Linked DNA regions of Mus musculus: regions 1, 3, 4 and 5 are each linked to region 2. The links are chromatin loops, found by intact Hi-C in ENCODE. Cell type or tissue: gastrocnemius. All regions are shown on one strand. Region 1 overlaps Ano2 (anoctamin 2). Region 2 has its middle 3.5 kb from the start of Ntf3. Region 3 has its middle 78 kb from the start of Ntf3. Region 4 overlaps Vwf (Von Willebrand factor). Region 5 has its middle 120 kb from the start of Ntf3.

Region 1 (5,000 bases), 300 kb after region 2:
CAACATAGCCCAAAAGCTGTGGGCATCCAGAGAGGAATGCTTTCTGCTGGAGGAGGCATCTGAAGTAGATTCTATCAATGGACTCTGGCAAGGACAGCAGGTTGGGAAAAGGGAAAATGAATTCCCCTGACTAAACTCATGGAGTTTTTTTTTTTAATTAATTGTCTTATTCATTTACATTTCAAATGATATCCACCATCCCAGTTTCCCCTCCACAACCCCCCCCAATTCCATCCCCCTTCTTCCCCCTCTCCTTTCCTTCTATGAGTGTGTTCCTCCACCCACTCACCCACTCCTGCCTCACCACTCTAGTATCCCCCTACATTGGGGCATCAAACCTCCACAGGACCAAGGGCCTCCCCTCCTACTGATGTCAGATAAGGCCACTCTCTACTACATATGTATCTGGAGCCATGGATCCCTCCCTGTATACTCTTTGGTTGGTAGTTTGGTCACTGGAAGCTCTGGGAGGTCCAGGTACTTGATATTGTTCTTCCTATGGGGTTGCAATCCCCTTTCACTTCTTCAGTCCTTCCCCTAGCTCTTCCATTGGGTCCTTAGGCTCAGTGTGATGGTTGGCTGAGTATCTGCATTTGTATTGGTCATGAATCTTTAAGCTCTCTACTCTCTCTGGATACTGAACTATGTATGTCTAGCTCAGACCTTGATCTGGACCTCTTCCATCGTTTGCCAACATGCCTCCCACCTACACTCCTGCCCTACTTGCTTTCTGTCCCCTCCACATTCAACATCCCCATTTCCCATCTCACCCTGCAGGTTCCTCTTTCATCCCATCCTGGCCTAACTCAAGTCATCCCCCCCAATCCTATCTCCATATCTGGACATTTTAAAAAGGAAGGGATGTGACAGTCCCCAGAGTCATCTCTCTAGCTCTGCCTTGTCCATGCTACCAGTCAGGTGCCCCTCACCGAACACCATGATGGGTTTCTGGCTGCCATGTCAGGTCTCTGGTGCTGTCGCTAGATTAAAACTGCTCCCTGAGACCCTGACCACCTGTATTTAACTCTGGCACATCACAGAAGCGAGCATAATCTTGGGCAGGCTAAATGTGCAGCTACTCAAAGGTGCATGTGTTTGCTTGTAGCTACATCATATTGCTACCGTGTGTAGTTCTCTCCTGTGAACTTGAAGCTTTGTTCCTGTGAGTGCCTCTTCCCTCCTGAGACTGACTTTGGCCTGGAGACACTGCCCTGTTACTCTCTGCAGTGCCTGCAGAAGACATACATAGGGTGGAACTCGCAGTGCCTCTACTAGCCTCTCCATGGAAGGAGAGAGGCTGACTGTGAAGATGCAGAGGAGAAGCCAGAGAATAATGAGCAGAGGTGTCCTTCAGGGGAGGGAGGACCAGCTCACTCAGTACAACACCTATACTAGGGACTAAGCTATCTGCTTTACACACGAGACTCATCCTAAGTCGCAGGAATACTTCAGTGAGTATCATTTCACCCAGGAGGGGGTACCACTTAAGCAGCATGCCTAAAGTAGCAAGGCACCACTGTGGCTAAGAGCATTGGCTTCAGGAAACACTTAGTAAATATGGACCTTGAATCCATTCTTGCTAAAACTAGTTAAAGATACCATTTGTAACTTCAGAGCCTTCGCTTTTATTGGTAGCAAATTTCTGCCTGTGGAAATTCTGCCACTGAGGTGCAGAATTACACACAACTCCAAATTAGCCTGTTCATGGAAGTGGGGTGGATGGTCTTATCAGCCATTTCTGTAGTCAATGGCTTTGGGACTCACTGACAAGGAACAGAGTGGAGATGGTTTGAAGACCGTCTAACCCATAGCACAGCCTTCTCTGCCTCTCTTCAGAGCTATGAGCCTAGCTCTTTCTCATTGCACTTAGGACTCCGTTCTCTCGCCAGTTTAATGCTAGATCTGCAGTGCTCTGGGCTGAGTATTCTGACAGGCTGGGACTCTGCAGACTAGTGTCTTCATGATGCAAGCATCTTCATCTCACTGTCACCTGACCTGAGCCCCTTTCTACTCAGAACTTCTCCTTTCCATCCCATTCCTGACAAGCCTGGGCCACCCGACACTGTGCCACTAATCATAATAATCATGGTAATGAGAGGCATTACTATAATTTTTAATTGTAATTTGTAGGCAATCATGCCTAAGGCGCTTGGCTGCTCCACCTAAATACATAATCACATAAAACACAGCAAGGCTGCTTTGAAAAAAAAACTCTTTCCCTACACCAAGAAGCCCTGATACAATCCCACCTCTGTACTTTTCCAGAGCGGGGAGCAGTAAATAAATGAGACTTTGTTTACCGAAGATACTGAACGCAGACCATGGGCAGTTGTTGGAGCATGAGTCTGTGAGATGTAGCTGAAAAACCTCACTTCCTGCAGGGAGTGGTGTGTCTCAGGAAAGTTCAAGGGAGACCATGGACCTAGGCTTTAACCTGAGAGCAACTCCACGGGGGTAGGATCAATAAGACAAATGAATGGGAACTTGGTTTGTACTAAATCCAAAACTAATGATGTAGTCTGGGTTCCTGATTGGTTCAATGCTGGGCAGGGGACAGAGGTGCACATGCTGTGCTGGACAGGGGACGCAGGTGCCTGTGGTTTCCCAGGCAGAAAGCTGATCTCTACTTTTATTTCTGCTGATTGATAACTGCAAAGCTACAGATTACAAGCTCCACCTCCTCCTATATGCTACTATTTTGAAGGGCTGCCCAGGTACTTCTGGGAGTCCCTTGAGACTAAAAGCTAGAGTGCCCTCTGGAGGCGTATTGTGGCAACCTGGCAATACACAATCTTTCCAGACAAGCTTTGTCTCTGCCCAAGAGATTCCCACAGGGAATGGGGAAAATCAGTTCTTATTCCCAGGATGCTACTGAGAATAGGTTTTTCCTCTTCCTTCTCCTCTTTCTCCTCCTCTTTTTCCTCCTCCTCCTCTCCTTCCTCCCTCTTCCCCTCTTCCTCCTCTCTCTCCCCTCCTCTTTGTCTTCCTCTTTCTTTCCTTATCTTTTAGGAATCTATGACTCAGGTCCCACCGTGGCAGGTCCTCGAGACCCTGACAAGGTATGGATAAATCAGTGGGCTCTGCAGTAGGACAGTGGTCCATTGAGATTTGACACAGTGGCTGGACATAGCCCTTCACTTTCACCAGTGAGTACATACCAGATGGTGACTAATGGACTGAAACATGTTGATTTGCTTTCGTTTTAAATACTTAAGAGTGACCCAGTTTGTAAGACTATATACAGATATAGATATCATATGTGTATATCTGTATGTGTTGGTAGGTGGGGTGTGCAGAGTGGGTGATATGTGGTGTCTTTGTGGTATGGTGTGTGTGTGTGTATGTATGTGATGTGTGTGTGGTATGTGTGTGGTGTTTATGTGTGTATATGTGTGTATGTAAGTGTGGGGTATGTGTGTGCATTATGTATGTATGGTGTATATTGTGTGGTGTGGTGTGCATGTGTGTGCATGCATTATGTATGTATGCTGTATGTGGTGTGATATGATGTGTCTGTCTCTCTATGTGTTCTGTAATGTGTATGTCTGTATGGTGTATGGTATGATGTGGTGTGGTGTGTGTGTGGTGTGTAGTGTATATGTCTGTGTATAGGGTGTGTGTATGTGTGGTCTGGATGTGTGGTGTGTGGTATGTAAGTGTGGTGTGTATATGTGTAGGGTGTGTGTGTAGGGTGGTGTGTGTGTGTTCAGATTAGCACAATGCAGACCAAGTTAACTGTGCTGAGGCTCCAGGGAGAATGTAGGAAGGGGAAAATGAAGGAACTGTTTGTTCTTTCTTTCACAAATACCTTTGGTGAGAATATTGAAAACATCACCTTTATATTAAATAAAATATTCCCAGTCTATACCAGGTGCAGAAAAAAAAAAAAAGCATAGAAACTGAAAATCAGGAGAGCAAATGTCAGCTCATCATAACACCAACTACCTCCCACTGCGGCACACACCAGCATTCATCTCTGTACTGCACCCTCCCTATGGCTTCACAAAGTGAAGGAAAGGCACTGAGTGCCTTATGGGTTGCCAGCAGGTTTAGGACACACACAGGTTCAAATCCCCATAAGTCATACATACATGAGGCCAGTGTGGAGTCAACATTATTCCTCTAAGAGAGGACATCAAGAGCCATGATGGATATTCCAATTTCCTTTCATACATATCACCAAAGAAGGTATAAAATACTGAATTAAATAAATTTGACGGCTACAACCTTCAACTCCTGGCCACTGTGCCTGTTTAAGGACCGTCCCCATTGAGCAGACACTGTGATGACCACTTACCCCACAGAGCCATGAAGATGGAAAAGAAGACGGTGGCTGGATTGTCAAACAGATGACTGGCCCGTGCAGTCCCACAGGCTGAGCTGAGGTTCCAATAGTCACAGGACTTGTCACACAGGGGACACATGGTGAAGGCATTCTGGTGGTCACACATCTCTTTGCTGCAGTGACAGAGGTTGAAGCATCAGGGCTGTGTTTACTTGTATCAAATGGTAAGAAAGAATAAATGAGCCATCTTCCAAAGAAGTAGGTAGCTCTCTATTACTATAAACTTCCCAGAAAGCTAATGATCATCCCAGAGGTATGAGCACTGAAAGATCATCTCTGAGGTACGTGCACTGAATGATGCCTGAGGAAACCTCTTCAGGATGTGCTACATCCATATGGTTGGTAGGAGACACACATGGCTATGAATAAAGCATCACACTATGGTTGAATTTCCTTCCTTCTTCAAGTACGGGGTGTCCTTTTATACCCTACTGGGCTGCCTTACAAATGTGTGACCTAGTCCCAAGCAGGAACAAACATGAGCATGCGATGGGACCAGCACAAATGTTAGCCTCCTGAGGAAGTGTGTGAGGAGGAATGTTCAGAATGGTGTAAGAAGGTATTTTTCCATCATCAGAGTCTGTAACCTTTTGTGAAATGGAGACGAATAACCTCAGCCTACTAAGGATTATAACAACCGTGAAACAGGATTAGG
Region 2 (5,000 bases):
TGTGTGTGTGCAATCAAGAAGCCCAGGTTAATGCATGCTGGTGTCCACTCACTATTGGCAGGCCCCTATTGTTTTTAGTCTGGGACCTCAGCCCACAGAATGGTGCTTCCTACAGCCAAGGCATATCTTTGCCCCACCCGCACCCCCACCCCCACCCCCAGTTAAACCTCCTGGAACCACCCTCATAGACACACCCCTGGGGCTGTTTCCGAAGTGATCCTAAACTCTCAAGTGAACAATGAAGAGTCACTGTCACAGACCCCATAAAAGCTTGGATAGGATGTATCAAACACCCTAATGAGTCCCCACTGTAGACATAATCACCAAAGGCCTGGGGATCCTTATCTCTCACAAATGACTATGATCAAAAAGGCCATCGCTTCTGGTATGAGGGAAGCGTTTCTGTGATGGGTCGCACCGAAGTTCTTGGTTTCTGGGCCCATGGTGATGACCTCACTTCTCCCTTTCATCTTGTCATTTGGTGACATCTCAATACACGAGTGGAAAGACAGGCTCGGGTTAGCTGGCTCATCAAGGGTACAGCCCAGCAGTTGAATTGAAGGGTCAAGGTTTCTCAGTCTATAACTGAATCTGCAAGGAGAAACACTGGCATATATAATAGGAGGATCATCTATGGGGTATTTTATTGCCCAAAGATAGAATTGATGGCAATGCCATATCTACGTCAAACGCACACAGTAAAACTTTATGGTTTCTCCCCGTGAAATATTCTGTTTATGTCACATGGGCCTAATCTAATGCTTTTTTTTTTTTACGTTTTTCTTCCCCTCCCCCATCCTTTTCCCTGCCCTCTTTGTCTCCTGAGACCTATTCCCTTTGGAAATGCATTAGTTACCTAGGAAACCTTAATGTCATTTTTTTTTTTATGAGTGGAGTTTGGTACAGCATAAAGCTAATTTATAGGGTGGTTAGGAATTCGTGTCGTGACTGGCAAAGCAGGAGAGTTTATTGTGACTCCGAGATCCACCTGTGTGGCAGGCATACACACCTTCACTCTATCATTAGGGATAATTTTTTTGAAGCCTAATTATAAATATGCGTTCTATTTCACAAAATGAGTTGATTCATTGTTGTTCCATGCAATACATTATATTTCTCAGCATAAGCCCAAGAACATAATTAAGGATAACAATAGGGCAGTAATCCACTAGGCAATCTGTTAACCGTGGAGGAAGTGCTGGAATTTCCTCTTGAATGGGAAGTGATTCTGCCTCAGAGGTGGGGAATGAATAGAATGAGATTTTTAAACTCTTTGTCTCTCTCTCTCATGAAGTCCACATTAGGAAGTTAAATAAACTGTATGTATGTCCACTGCCTCATTCTGCTCACTTCTTACTGTCTGGGAAGACAAATACATATGTGAAGACACGTGCATGCACACAGGCACACAGTTATATTAGTAAAATATACATGGAACCCAACTAATAAATGCTTTTCTCTCTTTCTTTCTTTCTTTCTTTCTTTCTTTCTTTCTTTCTTTCTTTTCTTTTCTTTTTCTTTTTTCTTTTTTTTTTTTTTAGTTTTTCGAGACAGAGTTTCTTTGTGTAGCCCTGGCTGTCCTGGAACTCACTTTGTAGACCAGGCTGGCCTCTAACTCAGAAATCCACCTGCCTCTGCCTCCTGAGTGCTGGGATTAAAGGCGTGCGCCACCACGCCCGGCTAATGCTTTTCTTTCTAAAGATCAGAATCCCTCACCAGTAGACTGACCAAGATGTCCTTGTAAGGCCTGGGGCTTGCACTGTGACAGGTGTTATGCTGTAAGTTTCAAATTACTGGATTTACTTAGTCCTCCTAATGTACCTGGGAGACTCCTACTACTTTACCAACTCTCGATGGATTTTGATCAGCTAGGAAACCTGTCCGAAAACAATGTTGAGAAGGTTGAGAGCAATGTGAAACATTTGTCACTCTACAAAACCAACCCTTCCAAAAAAGATGTTAGACTGTGACTAACTTATTTATTTTTATGTGCATTGGTGTTTTGCCTGCATGTATGTCTGTATGAAGGCATCAGATCATCTAGAACTAGAGTTACAGACAGTTGTGAGCTGCCATGCGGGTGCTGGGAATTAAACCCACATCCTCTGAAACAGCAGCCGGTGCTCTTAACCAATGAGCCATCTCTCCAGCAGAATACCGCTTCTAATATCTCTACTAGATCTAAGCTGGTCCTTGGAGCCAACATGTGCTTTCCTAAGATGGCAGACATTTTAGAGAAAGCTAAGCTTACTGAATAAACATAGACACATCACCCAGCTACCAGGGACAAATAATCTCATGGGGGGGGGGGGGGATAATCCTCCCAAATAATGTCTCATATATGCTCCAGGGCATTTGGGGACCACTGCTAACTGGCAGGCTAGCCCGTGTGCTTAACACATTTGGCATGGGGAGCCAAAATGATACAGTGCATGGAACGCCCCGACCCTAAGTTCCTATTTCTAATACAGACACCTTTTGCCTTCACTTTGTTTTGGAAATGTAGACTTTCTGCCTTCCTCATCTGGAACAGCTGTCTCAGTGACTCGGGGATGGTGAATGAGAGCAAAAGTAAGCACAAGTGTTGTGGCTATTCAGCCTTAGGACCCTCCAGCAACAGAGGCAACTCAGAGATACTTTAGGATCCGCCAAGGCACGCTACTTATACAAAGGCAAGTAAAAGAAACAACACGAGGTCTAGCTAGCTCTGTGAGCCAAGGCTAACTGCATAATGAAGGGTACCTTTGTCACCTACAGGTCAAACGGGACCACTTTTCTCATTTCCTGGGTCAATATTCACCATACACACACTATTGCTGCATGAGAAACCCTTTCCACTCCAGGTAAGCGGATGGCAGTCCACTGAACTGCAATAGAAGTAAATGCAGTTTTCCAAGCTTTTCCACCTTCTCCTTTTTTTCTGTTTAGAGTTTCAACCACACTGTGGCGCTATTACAAAAGATAAGGGTAGGCCCAAGGCAAGCTCTAGGAATTTGCCTTAGGAGAGAGGGTTTTCAAAACCCTGCTTTCAGGAACCAGGGTCTTCAGATACAATAAGGAGAAAAATCAAGTCCATTGACCCAAAGGGACTGCCAACAGATTGGTGGCCAAAGCCAGAGCATCTGTTTAGAGAGTCCACGACTCAGTTAACAGAAGACATTGTTTTCCATGGAGTGTACACATTCTATTGCTTCCTGCCCTATATGCTAGTAACTCTAGCTACATATATGACTCTTAGCGTGAGTCTTTCTACAAAAACTATAACTCTCCAGTTAGAAACTTGGGTTTGTCTAGAAGTTGCTATAATTCTGACAGTCTTTTATCTGCCTATAAACAAGTGTGCCTTTTTGCCTCTTTTTTTCTGCCCTGCATCTTTCTTTGACTTCTGAACTCCTAGAAATTCAAAATGCCTTTAGAGTATCCTGAAGGCAAAGAGGACCTTTAGCCCTTCGCTGGAAAGAATGAGGAAGGAGAAGAAGAAAATCCTTAGTCAGGTCTTACATAAAGAAAAGGATAAGCGGTCTCCACGGGTTGAGGTGGGGGTCGGGGTGGGGGCAGGTGGATCACAGTTCTTCTACAAAAGTGCAGCCTTTGCTCTCAGCTGTTGCCTAAGTCTCTCCCTGTTCCCCTCTCCTTTCCCCATTCTCCGCCCTCCCCCCAAGACACCGCACATATTTGGCAAGATTAAGGTGTCACCTCTCATATTACAAGGCCTGTTGATTGCAGGCAGAGACAGACCCTCCTGCACCCTTGAGTTGGAAACAATGCACTCTTCCTGACGTCGCCCAGGTCTGGCAAAGGGAGGCGGCCAGCTAGTGCACCGCATCTGCAGAACAAATCGAAGTCTCGAACTCTGCTGCCTTTTCTTCTGACTGTTCATATTTAAGCTTGCCCCTCGTAGACCCCTCCTCCCTCCAGACCGCCAGTGACCGGGGAGCAGCCGGCGGCGGTGCAGCCCACACGTGTATTTAACCCGTTCCTTCCTTCCCAGAGAATCAAGCACCTCTTTGGTTGCAGTCTGTAGAGCCCCGGGACCAGGAGCTTGAGAAATGAGCCCCTAGAACTCCACTGGCAGAGAGACTGGCGGGAAGGGAGGGGGAAAGCAGGGGTGGGGGGAGGCAAGTGCGGGAAGTGGGGGAGGGCAGGGGCGGGCCAGAAGACCGCGAGAAAACCAGAACCTCACAGAGCACGCCCAAGCCAAACCTCCAAAGTGCTGTGTGGCAGGGTGAAGGGGAAAACTCTGCAGCCTGATCGGATCCGGAGGAAGAAGAAGATATTTTGGCAGGAGGGAAGTCCTTCAAAGGGATCGTTGGAGGTGACGTCCTTGGTGGGCCTCTGTGGGTGCTGCAGGCCATTTTCGATGTGGCAGCCCCCGTCAGCCAGGATAATGATGAGGCAGGTACAATCTATCTAGTATGCAGCCCCCGACTCTCCATCCTCTCTGGCCTCCTTTCGCCCCGCAGCTTCTCTCAGCCTTAACCGGTGGGTGCAATTCTGGCACTCCTGGGTGTGGACCAAACCTATGCATCTCCAAGGAATTTCCAGGTTTTGAACCTGGAACCTTGCTAAAGTACATTGCGAGTTGCTTATCAGACTTTATTAGGAGGCAAGGAAGAGGTGGACTATCAAATCGCCTCTCCTGCTGTGTGTGAGTCAAATGTCCTGACAGGAGGCAACTTGGAGAGTGGCAGAGGTGGGGGCGGGGGGAGGGGGCACTTGGACTTGAGTTCCACCTTGCAAGAATGGGGGAGGGAATGAAGGAGCAATGGTGTACTACTTTCTGGTTCTCCGGTTCCCCTTACCACTAGGATTCCCCCCTCCCCCTTCATTTCTCTTGGACCGCAGTTGAGCAAAATCTAGATGCTCTGACCACTGTAAAATCTGAGAGAATCAGCTCGGATCAAGTGTGTGTGTGTGTGGGGGGGGAATCTAATGAATAGCTAAAATAATCTACAAATAAGACCCTTGCCTCCACCCTGAGATCTTTTCCTCGAATGAAT
Region 3 (5,000 bases), 81 kb after region 2:
GGACTGGTGAGGGGAAATTCTGGCTCCCACAGAGTCAGGGGTCCCAGGCTCCTGTCAAGGACCTTCACACAAAAAACCCTCGTTTGTGGAGCTCTGGTCCTCTTTTTTATTCATTTCTGTTCCAATACTTCTCCTGTATGTTTGTGTGGTATGCGTGTGTGCATGTGTGAATGCACGTGTATGTGACATGCATGTGGGAGTCAGAGGTTTATGTCAGGTGTCCTCCCTGCTCACTCTCCAGCCTATGCATTATAACAGGGTTCCTCACACGAGGAATCTAAAGCTCACCATAGATTCCTCTAGTCAAGTCCAGCTAGCTTGTTCCAGGGACCCCTCATCTCAGTCTCCCAGGTGATGTAAGGATAGATGAGCCACTGCATCTCCTAGCACATATGTGAATTCTAGAGATCCAGTCCTCACAATGTGCTACAAGCCATCTTCTCAGCGCCATCCTTTACATTTTCTGTTTTCTGTTTTTGTTTTTTTTGTTTTTTTTCCTGAAGGGAGAAGGTGAACCTTACTAGCTGCTGGGACAATCCTCCTCATACAAACCATCTATGGAATCGGAAAGACTAAGAGCAAACTGTGCACAAGGTAGACATTGTTATAAATAAATAAATAAATAAATAAATAAATAAATAAATAAATAAATAAATAAATAAAAGCTTCAAAATGCTGAGGACAAAACCCTTAAAACCCATGCCCAGGTCTTTCTACACACAGTGCTTGTGTGATTGCCCGGCGCCTTGCCTCTCCCATCCCTGTGCCTGCCCTGACACTCAGCTCACCTGACCTGCAGGCCAGCATCAGTAGTACCTAGCATGCCGGAGACCCTCACACACGGGCAGCCTAAGGCAGGATGGAAAGCAGAGACAGGGAATCTCCAGAACCTCACAGGTCATGGAGCCTGGTGAACTCAATGATGAGCAACAACAGACCCTGCCTCAGAGAAGGTAGGAAGTGGCAATTGCTTCCTGAGATGGTCTTCTGGCTGTCCACTGGCTTGGAAACTGTGTCTTCTGTGTTCACCAGGTCTACCAAGTGAAAATGGCCTCTGACTTTGGATGTCAGCTTTGCTCATTCGCCCTTCAGCAGCTTCGTCTTCGAGGGTTTATTTTGGCTTCTATTTCGCATGGAACCCCCATGTACGGCACTCACTCAGACACTGCACATTCGATGCAGTGAGAGTTGTTTGGTGCAGGCAGAGAGGGAGTTGCCTTGGGTGTCCCTACATGACCTGTGGCCATTATGACTCTAGAGCCAAGACAACAGTTGCTCAACAAGATGTGACTGTAGATGTGGATGTGGGCCTTGGAGGGAACTCGGACACCAATTCCATCTGGCAGGAGCCGTGTAAACTGGCCCATGTTAACTCCTCTATTCCTCCTCCTCTTCTCCCTCATTTCTAGTAGAGAGAAAGCACCCATTGGCAATAACATGGGACAGGTGCACTAAGCAAGGGGTCTCAGGCACTGTGATGAGCAGAGAGCCTAGCACATCATAACGACCCCAGTGTAGGATCCCTAATGAATTTATAAAGCATATCACGCAGCGAATCACAGACAAATAGTGGTGGATGGGAGGGACCTTGTCCCTGTGTCAGAGTCTGCTGCCACCTCCTTCCTTTGGGGCCATGTTAGGAGCTCTCCCTTTGCAGCATGTCCAATCTCCTGCTTCCAGTCATGTGAGCTTTCCAGGGAGACTCTGAGCTGCAAAACTTTACTGACTGAGAACCAAAGGCAGCTTTACCCACCTCAAAGGGCAACCAGGAAATACCTAGTGAAAATTTCCATTCAGCCACGATGTTCTCAGACCATCCCTGATCCACAGCGGTCTGCTGCAAAAATAGGCCCTCATTAGCCAAACGTCAACCAGCAATAGAGCAAAGCAGGTCACTCTGCCACCCGCAAGAAACCCCCCCCTGATTTCAGTCCCCTGCCTTAGAAAATCCCATCCTCTGTGTTTCTCCTAACTCAAGGATCAATTTGTTTGAAGCTGTCCTCTTCTGTTATGTCTAGCATGATCCTGGAACTGTGTACCGAGTCAGCTTCTCAAAAGTTATTGCCACAAAAGCTCTATGTGGCACAGAGATGAGATGTTTTCTCAGGAATCTAAAAGAACACGTAAAATCATAATTACTCCTGCTTCTAGGCACACCTTTTATGATATCTGCAGCGCATTTTAAGCATATTTACGTCCTCGATTTTGCTGTATTCCATATTCATTCACTCAGCAGATTTTATTGAGCACCTTCTAGATGTCTGGCATACCCCTTGCACATACCATCCAGTCTAGTAATGCAGAAGGGTGGAAAATGATATGTTCAGGCATATTGCTAGATGTGGTAAGTGCTAAGGGCAAGGAGGTTGGGAGAAAGAGAGAAAACAAAATCAGAGACAGTACAGAGGACCCGGGATGTGGGTGGAGGTTAGGTGCAGGGTTGTGTTTCAAAAGGAGAGGAGGGTCAGGAATAGATAGACCAAGATGTGACCAGTGACAAGTGAGTTGTGTGGAGATCCCAGTGAAGAGCATTCTGGGTTGACTGCCCCAAACATGTCTGGTTTGTGTTGCAAAGTCAATCTGGTCATTGCTAATGAGCCTCAGACTGCGACTCCTTTGGTCGTCTGTGAGTCTGCCCAGTAACACCTACCTTGTTCCTATTTGTATTACATTTATGAGATCTGTGCTTTCTAACCTCAGCTTCCCATTAGTATGTATAAAACAATAAAGACAAAATGAGAGGAAACACACAAAACACTTCCATAGACTCCGTAGCAGGCTCTGGGTTACCATTGAGGTACCAAGGGTGGACTGTGGAAGCTTTGCCAAGTTTGGATCCCTGGGCTTTGCAGTATCAGACCCTGAGCTCTTGGGAAGAAGTCCTTCTGGACATCTGTGAACAGGGGTAGGGAGTGGCTGGGTGGGAAGGGCATCAGTACTCAGAGTCCAATCATGGGGTCTGTGTATGCCTGGGATACTTAGGAAGTCAAGGACTTCACGTTTAGAGAAGGGTCTGAAGACAAAGGGGTGGGGTGAATGCAGTGCTTTTGGGGAATGGGAACCACTTGGTTTCCTCCCCAGCTAAGGAGGGATTCCCAATCTTTGAACCACAGAACTGAATGCTTGCCCTAGGCAGCTGTCTGCACAGGGCAGGACCATAGGGATTACAGGAGAGCAGACTGTTCTAGAGGCTGCATAGCCTCTGACACCAATAAGCACTGACACCTCATTGACCAAGGTCCTCCAGGGCCCTGTGTGCGCCTGCCCCACCCCCCACTCCCACCAGATTGTGAGGACTTTCTAAGGATTGGCTATGGATACGTGGATGTCTGAGTTGGCAAGCCTGGGAATTGGGGAGGGGGTGTCTGGACAAGCAAGCCAGCCCACCCTAGTCATAAATGCCATACTCCTAGGGATATGCAGGAGTATTTTATTGTTTCATTGAAAGCTGATCCCTCCTTGCAGCTGTTCTGCCCATCCAAGAGTTCCAGGGCCAGGGCCAGGGCCAGTGGGAAGGAGGGGAAGCCAGAGGGAAGTGGGGAGAGGGCCTGCTTGCCAAGGCCATGAGATCTTGTTACTGGGGTTGGGGGGGGATTGGATGCGGTTCCAGGGTTCAAGTCTTTCTTGCTCCACACACCAGGGCGCTGGCTCCACTCAGGGCCATTGAGACTCAGGGGTCTTGGAGTTTATTCCCTGAGACAGACACGCAAACAGTTTCTGAGCCAACTCTGACAAGGTTTGTCTCTCACAGGAGGATTAAAAAAATGTTTGAAAACTATTTGTTTGGAGCTAAACCTGTGATGTGTTAGAGGTGACAGGTTACAGCCTGCCACCATTAGGCCCTTCCTTGGAGTTCTGTAGGAGGCTTAGCCCCCAGCACTTCTGGAATGATCTGTCTTCAGGTTGCATCTCTCACAGAGCCTGGAGAGATGGCTCAGTGGCTAAGAGCCTGGAGAGATGGCTCAGTGGCCTTGCTGTTTTGCCAAGTACATGGACTTAGTTCCCAGCTCCATGTGGTAGCACAAAACCAGTTCCAGAGCATCTGAACCCCTCTTTTGGACTCCGCAGACACCAAATATGTGTACACATAAAACAAAATAAAAGTGAATGAATATATAAATAAGTTACTTCCTCAGGGTGCCTTCTCTGGCCACCTGCGTAGTCACTAGCCAGGTGCTCTATCACCTGTCCTGACTGCACCCCCTCCTTTGGGACACGTGTTGTGACCATTCATTGATTGCCTATGGTCATGAGATGAGAGTACCCTGGGGGAAAGGTCTGTAGCTCTAAGCACCTAAGATAGAACAAAGTATTTAGTGAGTACATCTTATGCAAGTCAGTGAATGCTGTTGATTGGCCTGGACTATGCAATTTGTCCAGGAAGAGATGGAGAAAATGGAACAGGGCAAAGCAGAGAGGAGGGTGAGTAAAGACAGCCTTGCCAGCGAAGAAAAATGGTGTCAATTGTTTCCTTCAGGTTGGCTAGCTAATTAAGAACCATCAACCCCAAATCCTATTAGGGTTTCCACGTGGCAGCATGGGGACACTGGGTGGCCTCCCAACATCCTTCATCTCAGTTTTGGATTCCTTTGTGAAATATATCTTTATTCTATCTAGTCCTAGAATCCTCTTTGCTGTCTCAGAGTGCTCTCCCATAATTGAGTATGTTAGTTGGTCTTCTTGTCTTCTTTAGAAAGGCGCTTTCATTTTATGTTGTCAAAGGCGGGAAGACATTTCTTCTTATCTCTCAGACATCTCTGGATTCTCCTGGAGCCATCTGGAATTGTGTTGCTTCCCCTATCTGGGCTTCAGCTCTCTGTCAGGAATAGAGGTGGTTTACCTGATAGCCAGATCCACGTTGGGTCCAGCCAGCGACAAGTTGCCTGGAGAAGACAAACTGCAAGCGTGGCCCTGATTCTACCTCTCTCTCACGATGCAAGACCTTTGCCTTGTGTGTTTATATCACTCTCATCACAGGGTGGGGCTCCAACCCCACTCCT
Region 4 (5,000 bases), 550 kb after region 2:
CTAGCCGCATGTCCCACCCCTCACTGCCCTTAACCAGAGCTGATCTCGGGAAGCCCACTCGTGCGTGCGTCAGAGGTGGTGAGCTCAGTCCTTAGGCACATGGCCTCAAAGACTGTCTATAGCCCAGGATTAAAAGGGTGAGTGGAAGGGGGTGCCCATGAAGGATAGTCAGAGAAGGCGGAAGGAAACCTATGCCTCCCAAACCCCTGTGCCCTCAAGCCCACTCTCAGAGCACACGGAGCCTGTGGGAAGAGATGGGCCTTGAGATCCAGCCTTAAGGAAAAACAGAACACATCATCTGCACAGAAAATGATGGAGCCTGGAGACCATCATGCCAAGCTAATTAAGCCAGACTCAGAAAGACAATTAACATGTCTGCTCTCATAGGTAGGGTCCAGATTTATTTAGAAGATACAAAAGTAGATGGAGAAGTATTCGGGGGAGGGGAAAGAACTGTGGGAGTAGGGAGGGGGCCAAGGGACGATGACACTGGAGAATGTGTGAGCAAAGTACATTATATATGCATGTATGTAAATGTCTATGAAATGATTACCTTGTACAATTAATAAAAATAAATAGAGAGAGAGGAGGAGGAGAGAAGGAAAGAATGGACAAAGGGAAGAAGGGAGGGAAGGCAAGAGAGAAACAGAGAGAGAGACAGAGACAGAGAGTTGAGAGGACCTTTCCAAACCCACCCCATACCCAGCCAGGTCACTGACTGCAAGGGCCTCTGTAGAAGAAGATCCTCCCAGAGCAGAGTCGCCCATCTGTAGGGAGCAAGAGTGTGACTGAGCAGTAATGGGAAAGAGCATCTCACAGATGGGGAAACAGAGGCAGAGCAAGGGAAAGAGCACTGGGGTTCCCATGGGGTGTGAGGACAAGTGTCAAGTCCTGTGTCCCACAGATCCTGGTACTAGCATGATGGAGGGCCCCTGGGCGGGCACCCCAGAGGCTCACCAGGTGTTGCAGCCAATCTTCACTGTGTCTCCCGGGGCGTACTCTGCACCCTGATGGAAGCAGGGACACCGCTCCAAGGCCACACACTTGTTTTCGTGCCGGACCTAGAGGAGAAGAACTCAAGTGTGTCAAGGGCCACAGAGACTGATATCAAGCCACGATGAGAATGTGTCCTGGCGCTCAAGTCTGCCAGGAGCCAGCGTGAAGAGAGACACTGAGCCAGGGATAACCTCAGCAAGGAAGTAGCCAGGGCAGGAGTCAATAGCAGGCCGGGGTGCGGCAGACATGGGCATCTTCTGCATTGTGTCTCCCTGTCGCCTGCCTCTATCCTGCTGGGTGTCATAACCTAGGACACGTTTGCAAAGACTTCAGAAACCCATGTCAGAAGCCCTGAGAGTATATACACCAGACACAGCCATGTCACACAGACAGTGTCTCCAGAGGGCATGGGAGTGTGGATGGCAACTAAAGGAGAATTATTTACCAGTGAACTGGGAAAAAGCAAGAGTCAAGTGTTCAGAGACAGGCAAATGATGCCCTTCTTAAGGATTCCCCGGGAGCTGGTCTGCTGCGGAGTGCTAACGGATCTTCCAGAGGACTCCTTAACGAGGTGAGCGATGCCTAGCTAAGCTGTTAGTTTTCAAAAATGGAGAAGTAAACTGTACACACATGTGAACCAAATTTCATGCATATGGAATATAGACGTCATTGTTGTTGTTGTTGTTGTTGTTGATGATGATGATGATGATGTTAACCAGGTAGTGAGCTGGGATAAAGGATACTGGGCATTTTTTTCCTTTTTAATTTTATTTTTTTCCCAAATGTTCTTTGACAAGTGGGTGTTATATCCATAATTGAAGAAAATGCATGTCATGTTTGACAAGAATTAATAAGCATCTAGCACCCTAGACTCCTCCAAGGACTGAAGAGAAAGGAAACATAGCAAAGCCACACTCAAATCATGTCCAAGACATGTGGGATCAGGTGACGCTTCTCCCAGGGTCACCTTTTCTAGTCTCAATGCTCTGACACGCTGTCCACAGAGGTTCCTTCCTCCTTCCTCAACCCCTCGGGAAGAGACTCTGTAGCCTGCTACACTTCCTGGGTCTGCTAGGGACACGTGGGTAGGGAAGGAAGCAAGACCTTCTGGCTTGGTGGGCTTAAGAAGAGTTGCCAAGGCCACCCTAACCCCACCACCATGATCCACTGCCACCTCAACCAAGAAGCAGCCCTGGATAACTGCACTGGTGGGACTTTATCTTGAAAGTAGTATAATATACGTTGATCATATACTCTCCCCTGTTACCCTCTCCTGTCCTTTGGGACAGCCTAGGGAGGCCCACAGCTGCTATTCTCCAGTAGTACCTGGCAAGCAAGAAGAGGGAGCTAGTCTGCATGATCCCCCAGTCCAGTGATCTGGTAAGATCCCCTGCAAGCCTGAGTTCCTAGACCTTTGAATTAAATTAGATCCTGGGCTTAGAGGTATGCAGAGGATTTCCATAGCAGAATCGTTGTTTAAAACGATATGTGTGCTCGCACACGCACACACACACACACACACACACACACACACACACACCCCTGCACTGGGGGGTGGAAAGAGTAATATTCTCTCCAGTTAGTACCACATCTCTCGGCCTTAGGAGGTGTCCTCAAGTCCCTTGCCCTGTAAGTGGTGGGGCAGTATGGGTACAAAGAGCTAGAAAGAAGCCAGTCCATTGTATCATTGGTAGTGTTTGAGCCTGCTGCTACCACAGTACTTAGAAGACAAGAAGCCTATGAGATCAACAGAGAAGGCAGCCAGTTGGTTGGAGCAAGGAGAGGCTGCAAACATCTCCCTTCAAGAGCCTTCCAAGGCTCACAATAAAGGATGGGTGGGTTACAGGATGTGAAGCTCACAAAGAATCAATAAAAAGTTGAAGAAGAAAAAAAAAAAAAAAAAAAAAAAGTCCAAGCTTTGTCAGTTTAGACTTCAGTCTGAAGTCTGCCACCTAGTGGTAAATATATGCACACTGCTACAGTTAGTGGAGATGGGTGGCTGCATTTACAAGAAGGGAACCCTACCCCTGCTCACCTGGTGTCTCACCTCTGACGGACACTCTCTGTCCTTCACCTGCGGGCAAGTGTGGCAACAGGTTCCCAGGCCTCCTGGTGTACATACTGTCTATGCTGACCTCCCTTCCAAGAGTCACCCCACTATCAAGAACCCTGCATGGATGCTGCAGGATCTCCATGCTCCCATTTCATCTAGGTGGGTCTATGTGCCCAGCTCTCCTCAAATGGACACCACACCAAATCCCAGCTCTTCAATAGGATAGCGATGCCACAACTGTTCTGAGTTCTCACTAGCTGGGTGCACTCTCCTCTGTGCCCTGATTTGCCTTAGTGTCATCACTATCTGGCAGGCTGCAATATCAAGATAGGGGCTCCGTGTTAAACAAGGGCCGCTATCAAGACAGCATTGATGTGGGGACTGGTGAGTGGGCAAAACATGGCCTTAAAGGAGAAGAAAAGGTTCCCAGGCACTGTGTGGACACTTCCTGACTTGAGAGAGATGGTATAGACACAAGATCCTGGTCAAAAACACTCAGAGAAAGCCTTAAAGAAATCCCTGGCAACTGAGAACCACAGAGATAAAGGGAATTGGCCAGGAAGTGGGCAAGCCAGGTAAGCAGCCATAACTGAGCTATGTAGCAAGTCACTGAAGCTGAAAGTCTGACCTGAAGGCAGCCACCTCTGCCCAGCATGTCCTTTGAGAATACGACAGTGCTGCTGACGCCTGTAGAAGACTGGAGAAAGCATGGCAGGGATACCCACCAAGCGCTATCAGCTCATGATTGTCCAGTAAGCCTTGTCCAAGCTCAGAGCCTCATCCTCAGTCCGTCTCAAGAACAAGTACAAGGCAGAAAAAAACTGCTTCGTTACCCTTCTCTGGAAATTGCTCTATTCCTCACTGTACTTGAATGCCAAACAGACTACTCACTCTCCAAAAATGTTTGCCGTCACCTGTCCTCAGTGGTTCTAATCCATCCATAGCCACAGCTCAATGTAACTGAGTCCCACCACACGTCGTTTAAGGGGAAAGCAATCCTATCGGATAACTCACACTAACGAGTGAGTGACTCTTCCTGTGGGGATTTGTCATGCTGTAAGCTTTTTATAAAGTCTTGTTCATTAACCAAATGAGCATATTCCCATCATATTTCAGTGAACCTGGTTAGGTGACAAATTGTGACTATGATAAGTATTTTTGAGAGAGATGGGCTTTCTTGGATCTTATAAATGCTTTTTACTTAACAAAGCATTCACCTCTCACGCATGAGGCCCCGTAAAATCTCTGGTGTCCAAAAATGAAGCTCACTCTAGACGGAACCTTGTACCTGGGATCTAGTTTTTAAGAATAATTTCCTGTGTCTTTCAGTTCCTGACAGGCCATTCCCTAATGTCAGCAAAACTGGGTACCAGTCTGAAAGATGTGGCTGCTAGATCTCAAAGGATCAATCATCATCTCCCAGACGATGATGCGACACATTCTTCAGAGGCCTGAGTATTTGCAAGCCAGTGTCCTGGCCTGAGGTCTAAGAACCAGGCAGGTTGAAGGATCCTGGCTCTGCCCTGGACTCCTACAAGGATCCAAAGCTGTGGATGGAGTGAGGGAAACAGGCCCATGGGCTGTGTTCTGCTGCTGACTAGTGGCGAAATCAGGTAATATCCTAACTTAAAGGAATGGCAGCTGCTCCAGGCAAAAAGTTCAGGAGCATTGTCAACGAAGAAAAAGTATTAGCCTGGGCTATCCAGTAAGTTCCAGACCGGCCCGAACTACAAAGTGAAGCCCATCACAAATATTCAAAACCATCAGGAAAGACTTGAGAAGCCCCCTTTCAGTCACCCATGGTTAATCTGCATGGACTTACTGTGACCGTGGTCACCATGACACCAATACAAAGCCACTGGAATGCCTATGACTCCCCTCTTTAACCTTCCCTCTATACCCTTCGAACCCAATATTACAGGTGAAGAAACAAAGATCTGAGGTGACTTGC
Region 5 (5,000 bases), 120 kb after region 2:
ATCAAACAAGGTGACATGTTTAGTTCTTATCCCAGAAGGTGACGCCTGTGGAATGCTTGATGGGGGAGGGGGGTGTAACTACCCTGCCTATGATTCCCTGTTACAGGAGGTCCCCACTGGTCTCCAGCAGAGCACACAAGGTCTTATGTCAATTTCCAAGCAAGGTAGCTTCATCCCCATAGAGGAGGCTGAGATGTGAGCCCAAAGGGAATCCTTGTAGCTGTGAAAGAAATGAAGCAATTGGCTGAGTCTTCCTTCAGTCCAGTGATTGTTGAAGCAAGTTTAGTGCCCACAAAGAAAATGATGCCTACACTGATGCAGGCTATCTTCGGGGACTCCCCAAAGGGCTTTCAGGACTGTAAGTCCAACAGAAAGAGGAGAAGCCCTTTGCAAGTCAGAAGGAACATTCTTAGAAACATGGCAGAACCATAGATGTTTCCCTAAATTTAGTGATGCTATTAAGATTCCTCTGAAATGACTGAGCTGAAACGAACTTTTCTCCATGTGTAATTTTAATCAGAAATATGAAACAAATGTTGCTGAGACTTGCATTCCCACTGTCCTCCATTGACAGTGTTGCTCTGAGAAGGCAAAGAGCACACAGAGATGTGACAGAGAACACCTACAAAGACTCTAAAGATGTAAGAGTCAGCTCACAAGGAACAAATGGCTTGGTTAGTCTGTGAGGTTTGTAACATTACCCTAACGGTTGTATTTTGTTGTGGTTTTTATCATCAGGCTACACATGGAATTCATCTTTATCCTAGCTGTATTTTATAATTTTGGTTACTTTTCTTAGGTGCCTAAGACTGTAAAAAAAAAAAAAAAACTCCTATTTCCATGGTACCAAGACCTGCACATCAGTGATTTCCTTTTGGAGCAATGTATGTGGAGAGGAGCTGTATGTATGCTGCCTATGTTGTGCTCCCTTGATGCCCTAACTCAAGGGCAAGAGTATTTCTCTTAGTTCATAGCTTCAGAGGGCTCAGTCTGTTGGCAGCTGGTCTCTCGTGCTTGGGTAGTGGTACTGTGTGGTAGAAGGCAGCTGTTCACGTCAAGGTATACAGGAAACAATGAAGACACAGGAAGGAGCCAGGGATAATAGACTCAAGTGACCTACTTTTCAAACTAGGTAGGTCCTACCTCTTGAAGTTTCTAGAGCCTTCCAAACTAGTAGCGCCAGCTAAGGATCGACCATGCAATGGAGACAGAAAGGCATTCAGGAAAAGATTCAAGAAGGAAGTAGGAGCCACTGGAGGAAGCAGATGAAAAGAAGAAGCCCTGCCTTGTTAAAGACAGCAGGCAATAAATCGAGGCAAGGACAAGAGAATCTGGGGGACAGGTGGGCACAGTGAAGGCAGGTGTCAGCAGTTAAGAAAACCAAGCATGAGGATGACGTGATGAGACAGGAAGTGAAGAGAGAGCAAGAACGCAGCCCTGGGAAACAGAGTGGAGAGGCCTAATTGAGGGGCTTCATCTGTTTCTCCATCAGCAGCCTCCCTTAAATCAAGCAGATGTGGTTCCTGATAGAAGATGACACACGCTTTCTGCAGAGTCCGAGACAGGCCAAGCAGAGTCCATCATGCTGGGAGCAAACTAGGAGCAGGTTCTGGTGTGGGATCCTTGTCAAAAGAATGCCTCTCTCCCTTAGGACTCAGGGCTTTATCCCCCTAATTGAGCAAGACAACCTGGCTCAGAAGCCTCTGTCCTCTGTGCCTCTCCATCAGACTAACAGGAAGTGAGAGGAAGCCAGGGCCATCAAGCAGAAGGTTCTTGAACTGACAAGCAGACAGTCCAGTCCCTTTGAATTTCCACCTGGACGTTGCCTTGTTCTTCCTTTCTGGAGATAGCATCTGCTGCACTGTGACTTCTAGCTTGCTTCTGCAAGCGTTCATCCCTGGTGGCATTGCCATTCGCTGCTGTGCTGGACAAGAAAAGGGAAGAAGAGTGGGGAAGCAGCTGGCCAGATGTGCAAGTAGGGCTGCCTGCTGGGGTCACATCTGCTGTCTTCAGAAAGTGGGCTGCACATGAAGGGTGGGGTCTGCTCTCTGGCGCCCTCTGCTGTAGCTGAGAGATTTAGATATTGGAGTGGGTGGGTTCAAGAGTGGAATTGGCAGGCAATGGCCATATGAGTCTCAGATGGCCAGGGTGCATGTTGAAAAGATGAGTCAAATGGGAAGGTGGAAGGTAAGACTGAGTCATCTGTAATGAGCCACACCTTTCACATGTACCACGCTATAGGGAACCTAGAATTGTGCGTGTCAGAACAGAAGCGGATGTCAGGGCTTACCCAGTCCCATGCCTTGGCTTGCTAGATGAGCAACTTGTCTTGGAAAACACACTGTAGATAAAGTAGAAGAGCCATTGATACAGGCAATGAAGGACAGACAGCAGGGCCACAGGAGGGCTTGGAGGGGAGCCACACTTCCTTGCTTCATATAAGCAAGTGCTTAGGTGGGACTTACAGAAAATAGTGGAGGCTAAGAATGGACTGAGTCAGGGGAAGAGGACAGAGGAAAAGGGGCATCCTGATTCTAGGAAGGACATTGTACCAGAGTAGAGAGGATAGGACAAAGCTCTAAAATGTTGAAAGAGCAGGTGGTGGGCATGAAGATTATACTCTAAAGAATCAGCTAGAACTTCAGTGTTTTCCTGAAGTTGCCGAGGCAGTTGAAATGCGTATTATGGGAGCTTGCCGTCAACCTGGATGGACCAGAGACATCCAGAGACAAAAAGGTGAATAAGCAGGTTTTTGTATGTCAGGCATATTAAATGAAAGAAGCTCACTTAAAGACACATCCTGGTGAGATATTTTTTAATTGCAAGAAACACTTTTAAAATCTCACATGAGCCAAAGCAGTAGAAATAAAGAGCTTCAAAAGAAATATCCATCAAGTTGGCTCCAGAGGCCATTCCTCCAAAACCCTAGAAGAACAAGGATTAATTGTCATAGCCACGGTATTTTGAAAGAGAAGATGGTGACCTGAGAATGGGAAATCCAGCCAAGCCGTCATTCCAACATGAAAGCAGCCCAGAAACACATCTGCTGAGGGAATACACCACTCACATACCCATGTCTTAGGTCAGGTTCTCTGGAAAGCAGCCCCAAGATGAAGGGCTGCATGCCTTCTTTGCAGGAGCTTAACAGAGAACAGGTTCCTGGGAGAGGGGAAGGAGAACAACAGAACTGAGAAGGAGAAACTGAGCTACAGTAAGCACAGAGCATGGAGGCTCAGGGGACACAGTCACCCACCATGGTGGAAAGGGAGCTCTGGGGCTGAGAGACCCCTTAAGACTGTGCCTGCCTGGACACAGAGACAAAATGAGCCCAAGCTCTGCTGAGTATAGAGTCCTAATGCAAGGGCATGGTCTTGGCCCAGGAAGTTCCCTTATATTACCCACAATTCTCAGAGAGTCACTATGTAAGGCCATAAGCATCAGAACTAAGAGGACCTGGTAGTGCCTTTAATTCTGCCTTATGGCATTTTAACCCTGGCCAACTGGCAAATGAACGTGCCAATATAAAATACCACGGTTTTCTTATTTTTTCTTTTAAAATTATTGATTTATTATTTTATTTGCAGGAGTTTTTGCCTGCATATATGTGTATGTATGTATAATATATATGTATGTATGTATGAAGAGTCAGTCTCTCTCTCTCTCTCTCTCTCTCTCTCTCTGTGTGTGTGTGTGTGTGTGTGTGTGTGTGTGTGTGTGTGTGTTAGGAATCAAAGCAGGATCCCTCACAAGAGCAACACATGCTCTTAACTGATAAGCCATCTCTTCAGCCCCTCCTAATTCCTAACTCCGAACTTTGCTTGGTTATAGCTTTCAAACTGTAGAACAAAATTTGATCCTTTGGCTTCTCCATCTTAATTCTCACTTCCATAAGTTCCTCCCACAGGCCAGTCACATCTCCCACTGCCATTTAAGATCAGACAAGAAACTGCTGAGTTTGAGTGTCTGTCTCTCAGTCTCTTTCTCTCTTTCTCATTTTCTCTTTCTCTCTATCCCTATCTCATTTTGTCATCAATGACTAATGCATTTGTAAGGTTAGTTGTATGGGCAGGGTTTGCAACAGCAAGACTTCCATTTATCTCACAAGAAGCCAAACTTAAATACAACAAAGCCATGACCATTGTTTTGAGGCAGGGACTTAGTAGAGAGTTTCTGAATCCTCCGGAGCCTTATTGAGTCGAACAGAATTCCATTCCCACAAGTGGGATCATCTGAGGTGGGTCCAGTCTGGAAGTCTTCATGCTGTGAGGAGGCACAGGATGAAGACTTAGCTTCTATTTATTACACCTGGTTTTTTGATATGAAGAAAATGTTACCAGGTGTGATGACGCACACTTTTAATCCCAATGCTTTCAGGAGGTAGGAGACTGGTGGAGTTCAAGGCCAGCCTGTTGCACATAGAGAGTTCCAGGCCAGCTGGAGCTCTGTAGTAGAAGCCTGTCTGAGCACACACACTCATAAAAGAAAAAGAAAAAAGAAATCCCGTTGAACTGATTCATACCAAGCAACCATTAGAAGGCATTTATTTCTGTCCTCTATAGGGAAAGTTTGCTGATGGCTAAGGAAAAGACCCAGTTCATCACCAGGCCCCTCCTCATCCCAGTCCCTGCCTAGGTATGGACCGCTTCTCTTCTCAATGTGTCTGACTCAGATTATGCCATTTGTGGAACCGGAATTCTGTTCAGCTCAACAAGGCTCCAAAGGATCCAGAAACCCTTTGCTAAGTTTCTGCCTCTAAACAAGGGCCACAGTTTTGTCATATTTAAGTTTGCCTTCCCATAAGAGAGATAGATGGAAGCCTTTTCTTTTGCAAATCCTGCCAACACAACCTACCAGCCTTATAAACGCATGAGCCGTTGGTTACAAAATGAGTCATAGTTGAGAAAAGAAAGGAAAACAACAGCACACACACAAGCTGGTTGCAAATGACCTCTTGGAGGTAAGTACTGAGGTGGCTTAAGCTCTTCTGTTTCTTTTGCATT

The links. Peaks named below come from ENCODE experiments on the same cell type or tissue, not always from the same donor. Only the 100,000 strongest peaks of a DNase experiment are listed, where the experiment ranks them.
Region 1: a loop joins it to region 2, with 13 times the contacts of the local background. A loop is called at or near these places in 18 of 42 quality-filtered maps.
Region 3: it touches region 2 in a loop (2.0-fold over the local background); 3 of 42 quality-filtered maps call a loop at or near these places.
Region 4: it touches region 2 in a loop (8-fold over the local background); 18 of 42 quality-filtered maps call a loop at or near these places.
Region 5: it touches region 2 in a loop (11-fold over the local background); 8 of 42 quality-filtered maps call a loop at or near these places.

What each region holds. Positions count from the first base shown.
Region 1 is chr6:125,866,467-125,871,466 of GRCm38, reverse strand. It overlaps Ano2 (anoctamin 2), which reads right to left. Exons shown (of 25, transcript NM_001364562.1): 12 at 4,298-4,458. Among named protein-coding and RNA genes, the nearest start is that of Gm24947, 15 kb to the left of the region's middle. In gastrocnemius, a CTCF peak has its summit at 2,772 (motif pointing left); a DNase peak (open chromatin) is centred at 2,732.
Region 2 is chr6:126,165,935-126,170,934 of GRCm38, reverse strand. It overlaps a transcript of Ntf3 not described here. Among named protein-coding and RNA genes, the nearest start is that of Ntf3, 3.5 kb to the right of the region's middle. In gastrocnemius, a CTCF peak has its summit at 2,929; DNase peaks (open chromatin) are centred at 2,970 and 3,882; H3K4me3 peaks cover 1,501 bases; H3K27ac peaks cover 1,921 bases.
Region 3 is chr6:126,084,960-126,089,959 of GRCm38, reverse strand. No RefSeq gene overlaps it. Among named protein-coding and RNA genes, the nearest start is that of Ntf3, 78 kb to the left of the region's middle. In gastrocnemius, no CTCF peak of the experiment used is centred here; no DNase peak of the experiment used is centred here; H3K27ac peaks cover 826 bases.
Region 4 is chr6:125,620,600-125,625,599 of GRCm38, reverse strand. It overlaps Vwf (Von Willebrand factor), which reads right to left. Exons shown (of 52, transcript NM_011708.4): 19 at 958-1,061. Among named protein-coding and RNA genes, the nearest start is that of Ano2, 68 kb to the left of the region's middle. In gastrocnemius, CTCF peaks have their summits at 2,957 (motif pointing left) and 4,660; DNase peaks (open chromatin) are centred at 2,989 and 4,596.
Region 5 is chr6:126,043,146-126,048,145 of GRCm38, reverse strand. No RefSeq gene overlaps it. Among named protein-coding and RNA genes, the nearest start is that of Ntf3, 120 kb to the left of the region's middle. In gastrocnemius, a CTCF peak has its summit at 2,057 (motif pointing left); a DNase peak (open chromatin) is centred at 2,026.